Linked DNA regions of Mus musculus: region 1 is linked to region 2. Evidence: chromatin loops called from intact Hi-C (ENCODE). Cell type or tissue: left cerebral cortex. All regions are shown on one strand. Links, peaks and the distances in the headings refer to the core of each region. The heading gives the core; the rest is flanking DNA.

Region 1 (10,689 bases), core at 1,778-9,777, 90 kb after region 2:
ACACCTGACTAAAAAAAAAAAAAAAAAAAAAATTTTTTTTTTTTTTTTTTGGATGGGGGATCTGGTTCATTTGAAACTTGCCCTACTTAATCTACAAATAAGAGTCCGGATAGTCTCAAGCAGGAAAGGAGCGTTTAGTGCTGGGATCTCTGAAACCTTCACTTATCCTACCACTGCATTTCTTGAATTGTAGCTGGAAGAGAGTGTTCCAGACACACCCTGCCAACTGCTACAGAACCATCTGTCCAGGTATGGTTTGCCTCTTTGACCCACAAACTCTCTTTGAGACTGATTTATAGAGGGACCCTGAGAGTCCTGAGCAGATGTGGGGTTGGGGTTAATCCCAGGGCAGGAGGGGTGGGTGTTTGGCCAAAGAGTGCTTCTGTTATTCTTTCCCTCCATCTGCTCAATGGTATAACTTTGCTGCGGGTGGACTGGTGGCTTTGGAATTACCCCATTAACCAATGTGCTTTTTGTGGGTGAGAAACACACCGAGGAACAACTTCATGGATGCCTTATGTCTAATGTTAAACCTGGGGAGATGCCTGAGCGTTTTCACCGTGGTCAAGTGGAGTTACATTTGCCTGCGGTCTACAGCTTCTCTCTGCCACTGTGCACGGTAGCCTCATTCATGGGATCCTACTGAGATCCCTTTATTATTCCCAAGCAGGAAGAATTATCAACACTATTAAGCACCATACACCAGGGTCCCCAGGGCGCCCTCATTGCCCTCCCACTGTCCTGCAAGCACAAACCACCCTGTGTGGTGTTTGTCTTTTTCTGGGTTTGCCACCTCCCCCAGTGAGGGAAGGAGCATTTCCAGGCAGGGAGCAAGGGATGCAAGCCTGGGACAGGCAAGCCCCTGGACACATCCTTTCCAAGTACTGAAGCCCCCATTACTGGTCCCTGATATGAAGGAGAAACTAATTCAGAGGCCATGGCTGTTCAGAAAATGAGGACCCTGAGACCTGAGCTTGAGTCCCTGCTCTGCCCTGACCAGTCACCTGGCCTGTCACCTGACCTCAGTGAGACTTCCTGCTTCCTGTCTCCGTTCTTAGGGTGGCTACGAGGGAGGATAGAATGGAACCTTGCTTTGTGGTTAACACAGCCCTCATCCCCATGGCTGATACTTAGTCAAAGGCCTCTGTAGATCCTGTGGCTATAGTTCCTGAGCCCCCCCCCCCCCGAGAATTCCCCATGATGCTCAAGCTGCTAGTATCAGCTGATCAGACTATCTTTAATCACAGTAATGTGGCTAGTAAATGGTAATATGCTGGTGTTTTGAAGAAAAAATGCTTGCCGGTCCTAATGGTGACACTCTGAGCTAGCTATTCTGTAAGCTTGCACAAGTGCAAAAAGATACTTTGTGTTCTTTGTGACTTTGGGAGGAAGACCATGGGGAGGGTGTTAAACTTCATTTTAATAAATGATAAGGAGCAGGGAACTCGAGCAGTTCGTGGCTACAGGGTACCATCGGCCAGACACTTCAGAAGGGCCTTGCTTTGGCGTTTGCTGGCTTTCCTGTGTTTCACACCAGCCTTGAGGAGGCATCACCCACACTATGCAGTGCACATTCAAAAGCAAATGTCTTAGCCTCTCTCCAGAGCGTTTGCTTCATACCAGGTGGTCCCACAGATTCCTTTGTGTCCGCTGATTGTGGGAGAAGTGTGAGGAGGACAGAGCTTGGGAAAATGAATTAAGATGGCCACAGAGGCAGAGGTGGCTACGTTCATCACTGGGCTGCCTGACTGCCCGGCGTAAAAGCTCATGGCTCTCTGTGCCATGAGGCAGGAGCCTTAGGCAACCCCAGGTCGATTTTGAACAAAGAGAGGGGCCCTTCGGCCCACAGCCATGCCCTCGCCTTGTTGCTATGGAGGTCATCATCCTTAGAAAACTCAGGTAAAACACAAGTCAGTCGTTATGGCAACCCTGGGCCCCTCTGGGCCTTCTCAGAAGCCTTGGATAATGATGGCCAGCATCCTGATACCACAGAGGGAGCACAGCAACATGGACCCATTGGACCCAATTGGCACGGGCCCTACCAAGGTCTTCCAGCTGCACGGAGTCCCTCCTCTGAGTATTCGCTGTGAGAGCTTTGCTGCTTTCCCTACCAGATGGTGTGAGCACAACACCGGAGCAACCTTCAGTCTGTACTCTGCCCTCTCTGCCTGTCATCTTGGCTTTTAACGGGTATCTCTCTGGTAGGCCCCTGTGACTCCCAGCCCTGCCAAAATGGAGGCACGTGCATTCCAGAAGGTGTGGATAGGTACCACTGTCTCTGCCCACTGGCATTCGGAGGGGAAGTCAACTGTGGTATGTATACTTGGGATTCCCCAGACTGACTCACTGGGAGCAGGCGAGGCCTGGGTTCATGCTTCCTGTTGTCCCCTGCTCCCTGCTGAGTAGAAAGCAATGGATAGAATATCAACCCACCTTCTTTCCCCATAGCCCACTGATCTGTCATTTGGTGCGGCCTCAGACACTCTGTTAATCCAAATAGTGGCACCCGGCAGAGCTGTCACATAGCTGCTGCCTAATGTCTGAGCATATCTATGGCTTGTTTCACCCCTTCTGAGGAAAAGGAGCAAGAAGGCCTAACTTCTTTTGATTTTAAATCCATGCAGTGAAGATTCTATAAGCCTCGGCTTATGGGGAGCTGTGGTTATGTAAAGTACTTAGCACAGCGCCCAGCACACTCGGTAAGTGACTTACACATGTGTGCGGTGCCTTCATTGGAAATCCATATAGGAAAAGTAAATCGTATATACGTCAAACCTAGGGATGCTTCTAAAAGAAATATAGGAGCGTGTCTCTGTGATCTTAAAAGCTGGCAAAGACATCTCGGACCTCAAGGACAGTGGGAAATAAAGTTGGAGGCTAAACTCATTCTGCTTTATACAAAGCACTTGGACTGTGTCCCTCAGCAAGGTGGCAGGAAGCATTCTACATCCGAGTCTCTGGCAAGCACTGGATACTTAGGGGCTTGAGTCCCTCTGCTCCAGCATCTTTCTGGGAGGTTTCTTGTGCTTGAAGTGGCTTAAAGATATCTAGAGTGGGGTTGGTCTGCACACTGCAGCGGCCCCAGGTGACAGTGCGTATCACTGTGATTCCAACAGCCCCGAAGCTGAGCCTGGAATGCAGAATCGATGTCCTCTTCCTGCTGGACAGTTCTGCAGGCACCACATTGGGGGGCTTCCGGAGGGCCAAGGCCTTTGTCAAGCGCTTTGTGCAGGCCGTGCTGAGGGAGGACTCCCGAGCCCGCGTTGGGATAGCCAGTTATGGCAGGAATCTAATGGTGGCGGTGCCCGTCGGGGAGTACCAGCATGTGCCGGACCTGATCAGGAGCCTTGACAGCATTCCCTTCAGCGGTGGCCCGACCCTAACCGGGAGTGCCTTGCTCCAGGTGGCAGAGCACGGCTTTGGGAGTGCCAGCAGGACTGGTCAGGACAGGCCACGCAGAGTAGTAGTTCTGCTCACTGAATCACGCTCCCAGGATGAGGTGTCTGGGCCAGCAGCTCACGCAAGGGCTCGGGAGCTACTCCTCCTGGGCGTGGGCAGTGAGATCCTGCAGGCGGAGCTGGTGAAGATCACCGGTAGCCCGAAGCATGTGATGGTCCACACAGACCCTCAGGACCTGTTCAGCCAAATCCCAGAGCTGCAGAGGAGGCTATGCAGCCAGCCACGGCCAGGTAAAACTCTGCAGCCTAACCTAGGGCTGGCTTGTCAGTAGACAGGTCCGTCTGTCTGTCTTCTTGGCACCACCAGCCATTCTTTCCTTCAGTGCCTGTGCTGGGAACTAGGATCGGGGCCTGAGTGTAGAACTCTGTGGGGACTTCTTGTGAGGACCAGATAAGACAAGCCTAAGCAAGTACACTCAGCATGTCTAAGCGTGCACCTGATTATAGGTACTGTTACTAATCACACTTGATCATTGTTATTAGTCTTAAGGAGTTCTGAGTCAGAGACGTGTATTCTTAGAACACACACATGTACACATGCACACACACACTTGTTGCTGCACACTCGAACACAACCAAAGCGAACATGCTGTGATACCTTCTCTACTTCTCTGCTCATTCTGTTTCCTTTCCTATGAGGCTGAGCTTGTGAGCAGCACTCAGTGGGGAAATGGTAGCCCTGGGACTAAGCAGGGCCATGCAGCGGCTGGGCTAGTACCCGAGATGTCAGAGCTGGAACACATCGGTAAGAGGGCACTTCAGTGCTTCCCTGGGGAGCTAAGTGGAAGAGCCTCATGTGGGACTTAGCATCCCCAAACCGCGTTACTGGCGATGGTCCCCAGAGGTGAGAGTCCCCCTTCTGTAAAATGGTGATGAGGCTTGTCATGCCCCTTGTATCCTGTCCTCTAGGCCAGTCTCCTATGGCAGATATATATATATAACGGACTTGCCAATTGCAGAGAGTTCCATTATGTATCCATCCATTAGGATAGGTCATTGTTGCATTTAACAAACCAAAATCGATACATTGTTACTTAGTACAGTCTACCTTTGCTCAGATTTCCTTAGCTTTTACTTGATGTCTTCCTGTTCCCAACGCCAGAAATTGCCCTCACAGGGGAGTTAGCAGGCCTGTCTCCCCAGGGGGTTGTGGCAGGTTCTCTATTTTCCTTGTGTCCAGTGTGGTTTTTAAAAGCTAACATTATCAGACCACCAGACCCTTTGACTCCGTATTTAAACCATCCCAGTGGCTCTCCATGTGGCTGAAAGAAACCCGAGCCCCTTCCACCAGCTTCTGAGTACTTCCTGTCTGGCTGCTGCTCTCGCACACACTGGAAGACTGAGGAAGCTGCCTCCCTGCTAAGAAGCATCCTGCCTGCCAGTTAGCTTCACCTCTCTCCTCCCCAGGGTTCCCTGAGCACCTTCCTAGTCACATCTTGTCTTGCTGTCCCTTTAGCCCCTTCTTTCCCATGGTGTTGCTGGCTCTATTCCACATTTGTGTTCATTTCCTACCCATATGTCCTAAATCACCACTCCATAGATGGCAGGTATCAGCCTATTTGATATAATAGCAGAGCCCTGTGCACAGTGGGCAGGCACTGCGTGATGTAAGGAGGCAGGCGAAAGTACAGCCGCACCTGCTGCTGTTAGGGCCTTCAAAATCCCATATGCTGGGTCCTTCTTTCAAAGATCAAAGGTGAGTGACCTGGCTTCGCATGGCTTCAGAGCTGCGGCCCAAGGTCACCATTTCTAAGCCAGCAAGGATTTAAAAAAAAGATGAGGGAGGGAGGCTGAGGTCAAGCAGCTCCCACTGACACGTTAGAATTTATAGTTTCAAGCTTAGAAACTACATTCCCTTCGATTGGGACTACAGCACGGCCACCCCCTAGTGGCCATTCTCAGCAGGAAGCTGGGAATGTCATCAGGGCAGCCACTTGTATTCATGTCTATATTCTAAGGAAGGATGAAGTGTGATTGTAAGGAGGGTGGATGCTACATGGGCAGTCAGCACACTGGCTGGCCTGGACTCTGTCCAGCCCAGAACAGCCCTGCTGTACCAGCCAGATCTAGACAAGGGACCTATTTTGCTTGCTCCTCCAGGCTGCCAGGCACAGTCACTGGACCTGGTCTTCCTGTTGGATGCCTCTGCCTCTGTGGGACGTGAGAACTTTGCCCAAATGCAGAGCTTCATCAGGAAATGCACCCTCCGGTTTGATGTGAATCCTGATGTGACACAGGTTGGCCTGGTGGTATATGGCAGCCGGGTGCAGACTGCCTTCGGGCTAGACACCCATCCCACCCGGGCTGCCGTGTTGCGGGCCATGAGCCAGGCTCCCTACCTAGGGGGTGTGGGTTCTGCTGGTACAGCCTTGCTGCACATTGAGGACAAGGTGATGACGGTCCAGAGGGGTGCCCGCCCCGGTGTCCCCAAGGCCGTGGTGATGCTCACAGGCGGGAGTGGGGCAGAAGATGCAGCTGTCCCTGCCCAGAAGCTGAGAGGCAATGGCATCTCAGTCTTGGTTATGAGCGTGGGAGCCGTCCTCAGGGAGGCAGTACGGAGGCTTGCCGGTCCACGCGACTCCCTGATCCATGTGGCAGCTTACACAGACCTTCCGTACCATCAGGACATGCTCATCGAGTGGCTATGTAGAGGTGAGTGGGGATAAGAACACATCTGTTAGGGCCCTCTTGAGACAGGACCTTTGCCTGACCTTCACACATGTTACTATAAGGAGGACAGCTCCCTAGTCCCCACTTGGCTGTGTGTGAGCTTATGAGCTAAACCCTACAACTCCACAAACTTCTCCAGTGTTACCGACCATGTGCTAAGCTGTTGCTGCAGGTCCATGGGTGACACTGAGAGGTTAACCCAGCCCCACAGACTGTAAGATTGAGCTGAGCTTGCTTAGAACAGGGGTTTTGGGTCTGACCCAGACCTGGGCACATTCTCCTTTGTAGAAGCCAGGCTGCCAGTCAACCTCTGCAAGCCGAGCCCATGCATGAATGAAGGCACCTGTGTCCTGAAGAACGGCAGTTACCGATGCGAGTGCCGGGGTGGCTGGGAAGGCCCCCACTGTGAGAACCGTGAGTGGATCCCTACTGTTCAAGCACAGATGGGGGTGGTCTCCTTAGTCCTGCTGAGTTCTACAGACTCAGCAGGAGGCAGGTTGGGTTATTTAATCATTTATTCACTCCCCTATGAAACACTTGGAAGGGTCTTACATATCTCAGACCGTTTTTGTTTGTTTTGTTTTGTTTAGAGTAGGAGATACAGGCTGATGGATAAGAGAGATAATCTGCCCTTATGAAGCTTCCATTTTAGGGAGGAGACAGAGTGAGCAGTGTAACAGTATAGAGCATTAGAATGTCACTATTGCAATACCATTACTATTGGGACTATTAGAATGTTACATTGGGAGTTCCGTGCATTGCAAATAGCCATGACAGCGGGGAGGTGGGCCTTGGTTAGCAACATAACACTGCACCAGTAACAGTGTCACAGGATGTGAGGCCAGAGATGTGTAGATGGGTAGACACATTATGGCAGCTAGTGGCCATTCTTTCTTGAATATCTGTAGTGACTGAGCGGAACAGCCTGCTGGAGGGGGGTGAGATAATAGGGCTTTGGGAAGAAAGTTGCTTTAAGGAGACACAAGTAACAGACTGGGGCCTCCTTAGATCAGGCAGAAATCAAGACAAGAAGACATGGCTTTTCAGCCCTTGGTACACACTGGCTTCCAGTGGCCAAGGAGGAGGTGGGGGCAGGTGGGTGGGAAACTGATCTGATACCTTTCACTTGGGGATGGACTTGTAAAAAGGACACAAAGTAGCTACCTGCTGAGGCGAAGACTCAGACACCCTCAGAATTCACTTTCCTTCCTAGGCATCTTGAGAGGAGATGCCCCCATGGCACGTAGCTTCCACCAAGAGCCTGCAGGACTACAAGGGCCAACCCCCTCGCAGCAAGCTCCCAAGCATCTTAGAATCGGAAAGGCCCTGTCCTCCGCCAAGTAAATCTCCCGGGGGCCCTGGAGCATCAGCTTCCAGCTCTGCCACAGGGGACACTGCTTGGGACAGTAGCAGCTGTCGCTATGGTGATGTTGGGAACGACTACTGCGTCAGCATTTATCCCCTGAATCCGTTTGTACCTTGCTGAGGTAAGCTGCCTGTCATTTTTCCTGAGGATAAGAGGCAGGCCAGAGAGATCTGACGACCTGCTTGAGGGTCATCACAGATGCTAGACAGATGTTCCTGAGGTGGTAGCGCTTTGAAGAAGACTCTGTCAGAGCTCACCGCCTGGTGATTGGTGCAAAAAGTGGGTTTCTCCCTGTTCCAAAAGACAGCTCCTGTGGATTTCATTTGCAAAGGGATTATGTGTCATTTGTGACGTTTTCTGGTGACCAGATCTGTGTGTGGGAGAGACCTGGGAAGGTCTCAGACAGCCATTTGACCAATTACTCAGTTTGCACGTAGGGGAGGGACATGTGTGAACAGCCGTGTACGATTGGTCTGGGCGCTGAGCAACGGCCTCCAGAGGGGCTTCCTTTCAGAGATTACTCAGGAGAGAGTGGCAGTGAGTGCTGCCCTCCTCTTAGTGGTGGCAATGATGGGCAGACTTCTCAAACTCAGCAAGGGAGGGATGAGGGGTTGCCCAGGAGGTTTGCTTTCAAAGCTTACTGTGCTGCTCTGTTTTAATGTGCATCTCACGCCCACTCGGTAATGTCTCAAGACAGATTGGTTGGTTGTTCGTCCATCAGGACTGTATCCGCTGGCAACGAGGCTTCTTTGGAATATCTTTGGGAAACTAGGTACTTAACTGCAGCGCTAACACATCAGTCTCCCCCCACACCCCTTCCCCACCCTGCCCCTTTCTTGTGCTGTTTGAAGCTGGGTTTTCAGAAGAAGCCATGTGTAGCGCTCTGGGAGATGAGAAGCATTGGTAAGGGTGTGTATCTTTGTGCAGCCAATGCTGTAAACTCTGTTTGTGTTCTGTGTGCCAGGCTGGCTGGCTGAGGTGCTACTCCACGTCTGCAGGATGCTCTCCCCGTCTCTGACCCACATTTTCTTCCTTCACATTTATACACTGGGGATGTAAACTTTACGTATTGTTATATTTCAATCATCGAACCAATATGTAGACATTGTCACAGCAGAATAGTGCTGATGTCTTCGTGGAACACCAGGACTTCCCAAACACCCGTGCAGCTGTAGTCACAGTACCTTCCTGTAAACTCCTGTCCTGGTCTGTTATATTCTACTTTACTCTGGGTTGTCAGTACCATGTTCAAGGAGTCAGAATTTGGTCTTGATGGTTTTTAAACATAAAATAAAACATTTATGTCCTTAATCGTTTGCCTAGGCAGGCTTCTACAAATTGGTATGGTTCTTTTCTCCTAAGAACTGCTAAGGAGCCTGTTTGACCTCCCGAGGTCTGGCTTTCAATTGCCTGTGTGTGGAACCTTGTTAGTTACACAATCAATGCTCTCTTTCAGGTTACTGGGTTAAGGAGCCTGAAAGTCTCTTACTAGGCTTCCCTATGTGGCTCTGCCAGTTTTTATAGTATATATCAGTGTGTAAAAAAATCAAGACCTTTGCCCCATGCCATGAAATACAAGGGAAACCCAAAATACAATGAACATTTTATTTAAAAAAAAAATTCTAACTCACCACTTGATAAAGGTCACCAAGTGTTTATGATACAGGAAATAAATGCCCTGGGATTAGAAAGACAATAATATATGCGTAAAAACATTTAGCCTTCAGAAACCAGTGTTAGGTAACTAGTTCCAAATGCTCAGAAATGGGGCAGGTAACAGATGAAATGTATCAACTTGTGCTAGTGCTGTCCCAGAGAGACAGCACATAAAGACAGCACTGGCTGCCAGTCTGACAGACTAGACAGGCTAATTCACGGCTGTTTTCCTTGCAAGGGGACCAGAAATTTAAAACATCTTTACAATGGTAATGAAGAGGTAATTGACCAACTCTTAAAAGTGGCCTGGCCACAGGACAGTCTGTAAACACAGGAATTTTCCCCCTATATAATACAGCATTGTTTAAAGTTTTCCTGGACTGGGGGGAAGTCCTTAGTGACCCCAAGGGGGTCAGTGCCTTGGCTTGGTTCCCAATATGTCCCTCTTCTACTGATTACAGGGTTCTAATGTTCTTTAAGACCATCAGAGACCACATGGAGCCCACCCAATTTGGGCAAACATGAAGACAATGCATGATTTAAACCTCAACATTGCCAAATACAGGATGAAAGATAAGGGGGTCAGGAATTTAGATTTTTCTCATAACCAGAAGCAATGTGGTCATTTTTTCACACCTGAAAAATCTTGGTAAAACAGTTGAGTGATGGATGAAATCTTTAAAAAGAAAAGGGAAGGTACATTGTCTCATTGACAGCCAGTAGATTTCGACTCCAAAGATGCCACCACGATGCTGCTGCTGGGATCCCTTTGGCTTGAGGAGGAGACAGGGCCTTCTCTTAACCGAAGCTCCGTTTGCAGCGAGCGCCTCATCCCTTGCTTTGTCTTGTAAACAGACTCACCTTTCCTCAGAGTTGCTGTTTTATTGAAGACTTGTCCAGAGCAGGATTGTCACCAAGGTCCACAGTCACATAAGAGTCTTTAGGCAATTCTTGTCTCCTAACTGGCTCCTTTCTTCTCCCATTCCTACAGTACAGACACAAAGCACCCCACCCCACCCCCAAAAGAAAGTTATCCACTGTATCTACCGCCATGTATGTAGAAAAGGGTAAGAAAAATTAACGTCGCTCCAAAGCAGTTACCAACAGAGCTAGCCTCATCCCTAGGAGGAGCACAGCCGAATGCTGTGATTGATTAGTGATGTCTGCAGGGGTGAGGCAGTAGAGGCGTATGCAATTAAATGGATTTAATAGTTCATCATTGGTGAGGGTGGGGGTGTCTGACTTTTTCAGCATCTGCACAGGACAGGAACAAAGAGCAGAGCTTGTCAAAGCCAACACGTCACTCCACTCGAGTTTCTTACTGTACTGAGTTACAGATTAAAGAGCCTTCTCCTTTTGCCCTCGGGGAGAAACTATGTCATGGGGTTAGGTCCTGTTTCTACTTTATTGAGCCTTTTGTCACTGGCTTCTCTGGTTTTGATGTTAGAAACCTTTTGGGTTGGAAACATTTCAGTCACAGCCTGTCCCTGGAATCTACTCCTGAGTGGTGGGGAGGTCGTGGGTGGGGGTGCCCTCAGG
Region 2 (10,689 bases), core at 1,671-9,670:
ACAGAAGAGAGATACCCAGAGTGGACACAACCAGTGGGGTCACCGTAGTGACCCCCTCTTTTCTGTCATGGGCCAGCTGGCCTCTCTAGTTAAGGGGCAGAGCATGTCATGGGAAGGTTAGGAAGGAGAATGGCCCCCTTCTGTGGGCACACACTACTTAAGCCCTTTAAGGAGATGGGCAAAAGGACAGCAGCTAAAGCATTAGGCAGCGGTCTCAGAGCAGGACACCAGCGAGTGATGACAAAGCTCACCAAGAAGGAAACCTAGAACCAGGACCTGCTTCAGTGCAGACCGAGCGGGGACTGACCTGTGTGTGCCAGGGGCAGCTTCCCCCTGACAGGGGCCTGGGGCGTTCCCCTGCTTGTTTCTAAGTAAGCATAAGCATTCTCTTCAGTGCAAATCTACCCTGTCTAGGTCAGTAAGAGCAACATTTCATTTGACTAGGTGAGAAGACGCTAGCTATTACATTATTTACAAAGGTTCCTCCTCTCTCTTCTTTATGGGAAATTAGTCAACTTCAAATTTTTCTCTGACATACAGAATACAAAATCTTCCACCAGAGGCTGGAGAGATGGTACAGCAGTTAAGAGTGCATACTGCTCTTACGAAGGACTCAAGTTCAGCTCCCAGCACCTGTGAAGGACTCAAGTTCAGCTCCCAGCACCTGTGGTGGGCAGTTCACAACTGCCTGTACTTTCAGTTCCAGAGGATCTGTCGCCCTCTTTTTGCCTCCTCTGGAACTGGTCTCATATGCACATCCCCTAACCCTGACACACATATACACATAATGAAAAATAAAATTTAATACAAAAAAAAAAAAATCCAGCCAGGCAGTAGTTCATGGTGTACACATTTGATGCCAATACTCAGGAGGCAGAAGCAGGTGGATCTCTAAGTTCAAGGCCAGCTTGACCTACAGAGCGAGTTCCAGGACAGTCAGAGCTGCACAGAGAAACGATGTCTTGAAAAACACAACAAAAAACCTAGTGGTCTCAATGAAAAAACTGCCTGTGACTTTGGCCATGCTTTAACAGTGCACAGACAGGCAGATGAGTTACCAGAGATGAGATTAAACTGCAATTCTAATAAGGAATTCTGCTCTGACGTATACACATGGGAAAAAAAAGAGTCCATTTTATAACAGGAAAGCACATGCTTACTTCAAGCTTTAAGAAAGGCGATGATCAGAGTACACTGAGACAAGAAGAGATGACTGGCTGCATAGACCCCTCAGCACTAAGCAGGAGGGGATTTTGCTAAGGGTGAATTATAATAAATCCTAAGACTTGTTGTACACCGTTTGATTTTACTGTATGAGTCCCAGCACCCAGTGACCCCTCAAATTCTTGCTGACCTAAAGCTTGCATAAAATAAGTAAGGCTAGTGCTTGAAGAACGTTATCCCAGGACTGCGGAAAAGAGTCAAGTGTAAGGAAGAAAAGGCCATCTTGTCTGTCAAGCATGCTGTTCCTGTGGACCACCTGTGGAGACAACGATTACTGCAGACTTTTAGAACCTAGGCTCCCAATCACTTAATCATGTATCACCTACCTCCTCCAAATGACACAAATGACCACCACCGTGCTGTATACGTTTCGCAAGCAAGCTGGTATTGATAGTAAAGACGTTAGACCAGACAAATAAATGCAGTGAACACTTGAAAATCTCAGTAATTTATTCCAAAATCTTGGAATAAAAAAAAAATGAATCTCAGGCAGGTACACTAGCCTCAGAGCAACTTACAAACTAGCTCACTCAAAGTGACTCTGTTTAAAGATATAACCTGTGATATGATATACAATATACAGCTCACTCAAAGTGAAGCTCTTTAAAGGTACCACATGTGGTATGATACACAGTAAATGTAAGATATACTACGCTACTGCTAAAGTTAAAATCTTACAAGTGTAAACCTGCAGTGGCTTTAAACACCATAACTGCTGCTGTTGTACCAACAGAGGCTGAACTCACAGCAGACGAGTACGCGCTGGCTGGCAGATAAGGAGTGCCTTCAGAAGAGAACAGACGACAAAGGCATTGTGACTCCCCAGCATTCCGTTAAGTAAAAAGACATTTGATCAACAACTTTAAGAGTTTTATTTGTGTGTCATGATTTGTCAACAAAAACCCACATCCTTTCATTCTGCTTCCTTGGTCTCCAGGGCTCATTCATTTCTTTCTCCCTTCATAGCAGTTACCCAGTGAGCTGACTGAAGCAGTAACTCATAGCTGATGCCTAGATGAGAGTTTCCAGTCCTGCACCCTGAGTTACAGACATGGAATTGTCTATCCCCTCTTCATGCTATATTAGTCTACCTGAAGAGGTGCTCCTATTGGAGCTTTCTCCAAAGTCTTAAACTCAAGCTGGCTAACCCTCAATCCTGCCGCTAGTACTTGTAACTGAGTACCCATGCACAGCATCATGTGCTTGGTCAACAAACATCTCCCTTTGCTCCCGCTGCTTTCGGAATCTATTAATCTATTAAGCAATTGTTCTCCTGCTTTTCTGATGCTATCCCCTCCCTTCAACCCAGCCTAGGCCTCGTCTCACACCTGGAACACTTAGTTTCTTGATCTCATTCAATTCTCTTTCGATAATCTCAAATCAAAGGGCAAAGTAGATAACAGAAGGGCAGATTATTTGTGACAGTCATGGGGGTGAGACAGGCTTGCTAAGGGAAGTGACAAATCAGCAGATTTAGAAGTGATGAAGTATGTAGTATCCTGGCTGTCATGAAGTGACCCCTCCACGGTAAGAGAGCAAGTGTGCAGGCTAGGAAGCTACACTACTGTCCCACACTTAGCTCCTCTTCAGTCATCAAACAGCCAGCTCAAGTCATGCACCCAGACCAGCCTCTCCCTTCTTTAAAGTTTCAGGTAATGAAATCCTGTCTCCACTCTACAGAGGCTAGCCAGAGAAAAGACACAAGCCTGTCTCCACTCTACAGAGGCTAGCCAGAGAAAAGGCACAAGCCTGTCTCCACTCTACAGAGGCTAGCCAGAGAAAAGACACAAGCCTGTCTCCACTCTACAGAGGCCAGCCAGAGAAAAGACACAAGCCTGTCTCTCTTGGGAGGAGGGTTAGGCAGACACTGATACATCAAGCAGTTAGGGGCTAAGAGTTTCAAGTTTTCTTCAGGGAGAATAGGATCCGCCCGCCCCCCCCCCTCCTTTTTTCCTATTTTCTTTTAATGAAATCACTACGATTCCTGAGTAAAGCAGTTATATAAGTTTCCAAACCTGATCTCTGCCCACATTCAGAAAGTGCTGCTGCTCTACTGCAATGTCTTGCTCCACCAAGTCACCCACTGCGCACACTGTCCATGGATTGCCCCGTTTTTCCTTTCAGTCTACCCAGAGACTGATTACGTTTGAGGACTTAATGCCCTATCTTTCTTCAAACCATCCCTACTACAAACACAAGAGCAACCTGTACAGTGGAACACACTGCCTACACTCATGGAGAAGATACGGCCTTTCTTGACCCTTCTGAAGAGACAGCCACCTTTTAAATGACTGCAAGAAAATTTACTCAGAATTGAAACTTCTGTAAGATCAAACAAGAACAGTAATAAACAGATAAACCTAGCAAATGCACTCTGCACAACATTTACTACCGTCTTTGCAAATACTCCTCAGTGCTTCACAAAGACAGAGGAACCCACTGGCTCTCTGAAATGATGTGGGGTGGACAGCATTTAGTGGGCAGGCTGTAGGGAGACTTCTAGTGTACAGACAGGGCAGAACAACAAACCTGTCTTACAGTCTACAGGAGCTTCATCTAGGTAACAAATCCAAACAAAACAAGCTATTTACCCAAGCTTAGAATTTGTTTTGTGTGTCTGATCAATTAAAGACTAAATCTAAAAGACAAGAAACTTACACAGTGTCTCTCAGTAAGTCATGACCTGTAAAAGGGTCATTATACAAACTGGCATCTGAGAACCATTACAACTGCACATTTGTTTGTTGATGTCCCAGTGAATACTGACAGGAGACCAGAGGAAAACATGTTACAGAGGACCTGTGCTTGCATATGTAGCAAGGCAACACCAAGGAGTATGTAAGAACTGTGCAAACAGAAACCAATCGACCTCATGAGAAGCTCATCTGTCCACCACTAACTAGGCGACAGGAACGTCAGCCGAGTTCCCTACAGGCATCCCCAGTTAGCGACGCTCATGTACAGCAATTTGGATACTGTCCAAGAATTTGGGTTTTTTTTAGAAGGAATGCTGTCGTGAAAATTATGGAAGATTAAACAGCCTACTACCAGTAAGCTACAAAAGGAGGAAACAGGAAACGTAGGGAAGAGCTGCAAGCCTGCCTCAAGTGCTGGTACAGACCAACCTCAGTCAGAGACACACACAGATACACACAGTAAGTGTGCTCACTGATTACGACATGCACTGCTATTCTGACTTTGTAATAACTGTTGCTTCTGAGGAAAAACACCTGTAATCACAAAATTCCTCCCAATCCCTCGCTGTCCCCATAGTCCTTCTGTCGCTGACACAGCAGTACAGGCCTGTGGCAGTGGGAACTGGGCGATCTGACTGCAGTGCAGCAGCTGCAGCCATCCAGCAAAAAGGCGCCATGCCAAGCACTATCCCAGAGCCTCTTGCATTCTTTAATGAACACACTCGGATTTCTAGAAAGTTATTCCACACAAAACTACATAACTGAAAACACTAACAGCTTTCAGTACTATTTCTGGTTTCCCATAATTAGTCTATAAGAACAAAACCGTAGGCTGGCTCACAAAACTATAAATAGAAACTGAATTCAATCTACAGATAATTGGTAACAAGTCATCAAATGAGCATCATGCAGAGGAACCAACTCAAAAATAAAGTCCCAAGTGTTCACCTGCCAAACATGCACAGGGCAGCTTTTCCATATGGACGCTGTTGTAGGCATTGGAACATGGTGCAAAATAAAACAGGCACCCTCAGGTGCAGGCCTCAGGTACAGTCTGACTAATACTGAGCCTGTTAAATCTTTGTTTTGCTGCTGTGAAATGCTGAGACCACAGATCAGAATCCTTCCCACTGTAGCAGTATAAAGCAAACCAACATTTCAGGATAAAGGCTTGGCTTTAAATCCAGTTGAATAATCTTAGTTCAAATATTTTTTATAATTTTTAGATTTTGCACCACTCCGCCGCCCCCCAATAATTCTAGCTGTAGACCCACCCTTCTCTAGTATGCATTGACATATGCAACCGAGGCTTGGGAGATCACTTATTTAAGTCAATAAAATGGTTTCCTGTCCTTTGTAAGAAAATATAAATACTTTAAGACAGTCTTTGCATATTTCCCAAGGGGTTTGAAAGTAGCATAACTAAAGTCACTTCCTTTCCTTTCCTATCAGCTCTAGCAAAATTCTGGCCCGTCATCTCAAGTCAAAAGTAAAAAATCAAAAAGCATCCAATCAGTATCTCCTCATAATCCCTAAATAGTAAATGCTGACACACTTTGCTAGATTAAGCTTTTAAACTAAAATAACAAAGCAGAGAAACAGAAGAGAAGCTGTGTAAGAAATACTAGTCAGTCACATTTCCCGGATGCAAAGAGCCGGGACTGGGGTTTCACAGAAGGCAAGCTTGCCTAGACCCAGTCTTACTTTAAGAGGAGAAAGCTAAGACTGTTGTTTCAAAGATCTCTAGAACTGGTTCTCCAAGAAGGAAGACTTCAGAGTCAGCATCAAGCCCAACTACAGTTTGAATGTACTAAGTTGCCTCAGCTCTCTAACGGTCACACAGACGGCACACAGCCCACAGCTGCTCCTGTCTTCTTGAGTTTCCCCTACTGTATCTTCAGTGAGACACTGGATAGCTGATATCTTGCAGCAGTAACACTCTCACCTCTGAAACAGGCAACCATGGTTTGGGTACTTTAGACTCTAAAATGGCTTTTAAAGTATTGAGGCATAACATTAATACAGAACTCTACCTTGAAGCGACTTGTACAGAATGTATCAACTGCAATAAAGTCTGAGAAAAACGTAAGTACTTTTATTTAACCGTTCTTTCAAAAAAATCTGAAAATGGGGCTGGAGAGATGGCTCAGCGGTTAAGAGCACTGACTGCTCTTGCAGAGATCCTGAGTTCAGTTCCCAGCAACCACATGGTGGCTCACAACCATCTATAATGGGATCTGATGCCCTCTTCTGGTGTGTCTGAAGACAGTGACAGTCTACTGATATATATATAAAATAAATCTTTAAAAAAAATATGAAAACCAAATATCAGAAAAATGAATTCAATTAAATAGAATTTCTACATTTACTAAAAGAGTTGTACTTATGCCTGAATTTGGTTAATTTGGTAAGATTTAAGTTTTATTAAAAACAACACCTATTTAGTACTTACTACATAAGCCTACAATGAATGACCAGCTCAAGCTTTAAGAAATACACTCATGACAGTTACCATTATCCTAGAGTTTGCTTCCACTACGCTCAAGACAGTTGGCAGTATCCTAGAGTTTGCTTCTGCTCTTGGTGTCTACTGCCCCTTTACCTAATAGTTTACTTCTTGGATGCAAACTCTCCATTAAGCAAGTTCAAATAAGTTTGAAATGGTGTAAGATTACAGGAGCATTTGTAGGTCTAAATTATCTATCCTGTTGCTGCTTTTAAAATAAATACTAAATAAAACTATTGTAAATGAAGTGATGTTTATGAGAAAAATCAAAACCTGACCTTAGTCATTTAAAGACAAAAAAAATAAAAGAAAAATTTTAGTTTTATTATTAAAAACAAACAAACAAACAAAGCAGAATTTGAAGTTGAATATTCTTTCTTTACAGTGAGTTGAATGACTTTTGTAAACCAGGGTAGATGCTGTCAAACGGAAAGACAGTTTTCTCAGTGAGGCTGCCTGGGCTCCCAACCATCACAGCTTCCTCAGAGAGCTGGGCTGAGTGTTCTGTTCATCACAGTCACTTTCAGGACTGAACACACTAAGGAATCAGCAGCAGCCATGCTGCCGCACTGCACAGCATCAAAGAATAAGTCTTTGGTTCCTGTGTGAAGGAACTAAAGGTTTATGAGTGCCCCTTCTTCTACCACTCAGGATTTCAGTCTGGAAAAAAAAAAAAAAATCAGACTGGGAAATGTCACCCTTACTCCATGGAACCTGTTCTCAATCAAACACCTTAAGTTTCTATTGTTTTAAATTAGAAAAGGCCTTCAAAAAAACTAAACACAGTCCCTGTGTCTTCTGGTAGCCTTCCAAAGTCATACTTACCTATTACCCTGTACAAAGGAGAAGGAAGGCCTTGGTGCAACAGTACAAGATTATGGCCTGCCCAAAATCTGCACATGGGAACATGGGAAGACCAAAAAGGAACCATAAAAGAAGTAGGCCAATCATTACTGTTGTTTCATTTGTGTAACCATTAATTAACGAAGAGCTAAAAAGTAGCTGCACACGGTGGACTTGATACACAAGACGCATCCGTTTCAGTATCACTTGTCTCTGGGTCCTTAATCTCCTTCACAATTAAGTGCACAAAGGCCACATCCACGCTAATAAACCTAACACTTAACAGACCGATTTTCCTTGGGATGGCTGGCTACACGTGCACTTTGAAACACTGTCATAACTGATTTGTTTCATCTTTTCCTCAGACAAGCACCCTGTGTACCACTTCAGAAGAAAGGAAAAGGCTGGGACATCAAAGGACCGTGCGTGACACTGGGTCTGAGACATCTTTTCTGGTTCGCTGTCATATTTTTTTACTGTAGTCTTTTCTGACTCTAACCCAGGTGTTCTGCGTACAAACCCGAGTCTCCTCTCTAAATAACAATCAAGATGTGAATATTGTAACAAGTTACGAATTGTTGGCAGCTGAGCCATCATTCTCCCCGCGCGCTGTTTCCCTGGGATTGCTACTTTGAGGATAGGTAGAAGGGGAGAGAGAAATCTGAAATGGTTTCCCTACCAAGGTGAAAATATATGAAAATACATCGGGATCTTTGGAAAAGCCGAACGCTGCGGACCGCGTCCCCGGAGATACCGCGCTGGTGCGGCGGGGGAGCGGCCGCGCCTCCGGGCACAGCCCCCCGAGGGCCCCGCCAGCCCCGTCACGTCCACGCGCGGAGTTGCGTACAGCCCGGGGCTACCACCCCGTCACGTCCACGCGCGCAGACCAGCGCTCCCCGAGCGCGCCCGTCCCGGACGCCCCTCGGCCACTCACCGTCCGTCGTCCAGCCCCGGGCCGCACCCTAGCGAGGCCGATGGAGCTCCGGCTCCAGGGCCGACGAACCCATGGCGGCGTGTAGCCGACGCGGAGTGGGTGAGGAAGTCACGCGCGGAGACCACTGCAGATCCCGGGCTCTCAGCGGAGGTTTTCCCCCAAAACCCCTGCGGAGCTGACACATCAACAAAGATGGCGGCGACGCCTAAGCCGGCGCGGCTACAGCTGAGGGGGCGGGGCTCCCTGAACGAGCCAATCAGCGCGGCGCGGACCGCGTGACGTTAAGCACCTGGAGGCGGGCGTGGTTTTCGAGGCGCCGCCTCCAGTCCTCGCGGTTTCTAGAGGCCCCGCCCAGCATCTCCGTGCCACCTCCACTTAAGCCCAAGGAGGCTGTAGCAGGCTGTTGTTGTCCGGTTGGGCCACTCTTTCCCTTTCCCGTCCCAAGCCGGTGCTTTCTATCGGAAGGAAGTTGCCATCTTTTTTTCTTCACCCTTTGGCCGGTCATCTAATGAGTCAGTGGCATAAAGTAATAAAAGAGAACTAGAGATTGTGGCTTCCCGGTTCTGATGGTGCAAACTTTGCGCTGCCTGTGGGTGAGCCAAGTCCGCAGGAGCAGCTGACTTGGGCATGCGAGCTTCATCTCTGGGAGAGAGCTCTGCAGGGTTTCCATAATAATAATTGACCTGGGATCTCCAAGTGGCACCGAGTGCCATTGTTTACTAGTAAGCTTGTTAGTGTGCTCCACGCAGAGGACCTAAGCCTGCCTGGGCTGCGTAACCCATCCGGTTGCATGGTTGCACGCAGGTTGTATATTATAGTGACTAAGCCCAGTTGGAGGAGGTAGGGAAGGTGAGCAGTTTTAGTCTGGAGGTTTTGCAAACCACCTCTGTCCGGAGAAAAGATGTGTTAAAGTTCTGGGCCGTGTAGACAGTTGTAAGTGAAAATAGTTAAGACTCGTCTTCAGTGGCAAGTTTGTAAATCCAAGCATATTACTGTTAAATTACTTTCATAATTGCTGAGGAGGAAAATCTTCAATGTGGTATATTACTAACCCTCTGTCTTTTTTTAATCAGAAAATGACAACTCCCTCCTCAAATTATGGTAATGTATTACAGTACGTTTTACAATTAAGGTGCGGTGGTGACTTGAATAGACTCATGTATTTGAATGCTTGGCCCATAGGAAGTGGCACTATTAGGAGGTGTAGCCTTGTTGGACAGGGTATGTCATTGTGGAGGAAGGCTTTGAGCTCTCATATAAATGCTTGAGCTACACCCAGTGTGAGACATATTCGGTCTCCTCCTTGCTGCCTTCCAATCAAGAGGTAGAGCTCTCTGCTCTTTGTCTCTAACCCTAACCCTCAACCCCCTGCACACTGCTGTGCGTCCCAGCGTGATAATAATGGACTAAACCTCTGAACCTGTAAAACCAGCCTTGATTAAATGTTGTCTTTTATAAGAGTTGCCTTGGTGTGAAGAGTGTCAATTCACAGAAATGAGACCCTAACTATGGGTTGAGCCGGGAGTAGTGGCTTACAATGGTTATCCAGGCATTTGGGAGGTGCAAGTAGGAACCACTTAGGGTTTAGCCTGCAGGAGACCCTTTTCCTAAATGCATACGTATATACATACATGCATGCATTCATACAGACATACATAGGTTTTCTTACTTTGAAAAGAATGGCTGGACTTTAAACATTCCTAGTAAGGTATGTTATCCCAAAAGGAGGGAAGACACACTGAGTTGTTTATCTGTTCATATTGTTAGAAGTAACATTAGCATTATTTCTGAAATGTACTTCAGAACTTATAACTGGTAAGAAAATGTATTAAGCATGTCTGGGAAACTAATTTTTTAAATCATAAGAGAGAAGAAATACAGGTGTAAAACCAAAGAGATGAGATGGAAACGCTGCAATCTGAAGTGGAAACGCTAAGGGTTCTTTGGAACGTGCTGGATGGTGTTCTGCTGGGGCAAACACATGAAGGAGTGTTCCGTTAAAGTGGACACAGGCATGAAAGGCTAAGTGAAGGAATGTTTCCCTGAAGCAGACACAGGAGAGGATGCTAAAGCAAAGGCTGGGGCCTGGCTGTCTCTGCTAGGTCGTGCCACCGCTGCTGATTTCCTGCTTGCTATCCTGACTCCACTGAACTGAACTGCTGGTGTGTCTGTGAAGTGTTTGCACGTGGATCGAGCTGCTGCTGTCTTTGAACTGTGAAGTGAACTGATGATTTCCTGACAACACAGATGGGAGTTGCTCCAAAGAACCTTTCTAAACAGGTCCACTCTCCCCCCACAACCCCCATATCCTTTCTTTTCCACTAACTCTGGTGGGTGGTGGGCTCCAAGGGAGGCTAAAGTGTTTAAGAGCCATCATTAAAAATCGGTTTTGAACAAGCTAAAGTTACAGCAATCCTACATTTGGATTTAGAAATATCACGATGAAATTGGAGATTTATTTTTTTCATGGAGAAGTCGGTGCTACA

Evidence for each region. A loop is a pair of places that touch in the nucleus more often than their neighbours do. Peaks named below come from ENCODE experiments on the same cell type or tissue, not always from the same donor. Only the 100,000 strongest peaks of a DNase experiment are listed, where the experiment ranks them.
Region 1: a loop joins it to region 2, with 2.5 times the contacts of the local background. A loop is called at or near these places in 12 of 42 quality-filtered maps.

Annotation. Positions count from the first base shown.
Region 1 is chr19:56,903,274-56,913,962 of GRCm38, forward strand. It overlaps Vwa2 (von Willebrand factor A domain containing 2), which reads left to right. Exons shown (of 14, transcript NM_172840.2): 9 at 194-249; 10 at 2,206-2,313; 11 at 3,117-3,689; 12 at 5,559-6,110; 13 at 6,417-6,542; 14 at 7,342-8,805. The coding sequence ends at 7,472. Afap1l2 (actin filament associated protein 1-like 2) reads right to left here. Exons shown (of 19, transcript NM_001177797.1): 19 at 9,081-10,135. The coding sequence ends at 10,109. Among named protein-coding and RNA genes, the nearest start is that of Vwa2, 34 kb to the left of the region's middle. In left cerebral cortex, for the core only: a CTCF peak has its summit at 5,346 (motif pointing left); a DNase peak (open chromatin) is centred at 5,368.
Region 2 is chr19:56,813,785-56,824,473 of GRCm38, forward strand. Ccdc186 (coiled-coil domain containing 186) reads right to left here and starts at 8,415. Exons shown (of 16, transcript NM_170757.2): 1 at 8,204-8,415. In left cerebral cortex, for the core only: CTCF peaks have their summits at 3,682 and 6,170 (motif pointing left); DNase peaks (open chromatin) are centred at 4,215, 4,544, 6,912 and 8,468; H3K4me3 peaks cover 2,248 bases; H3K27ac peaks cover 918 bases.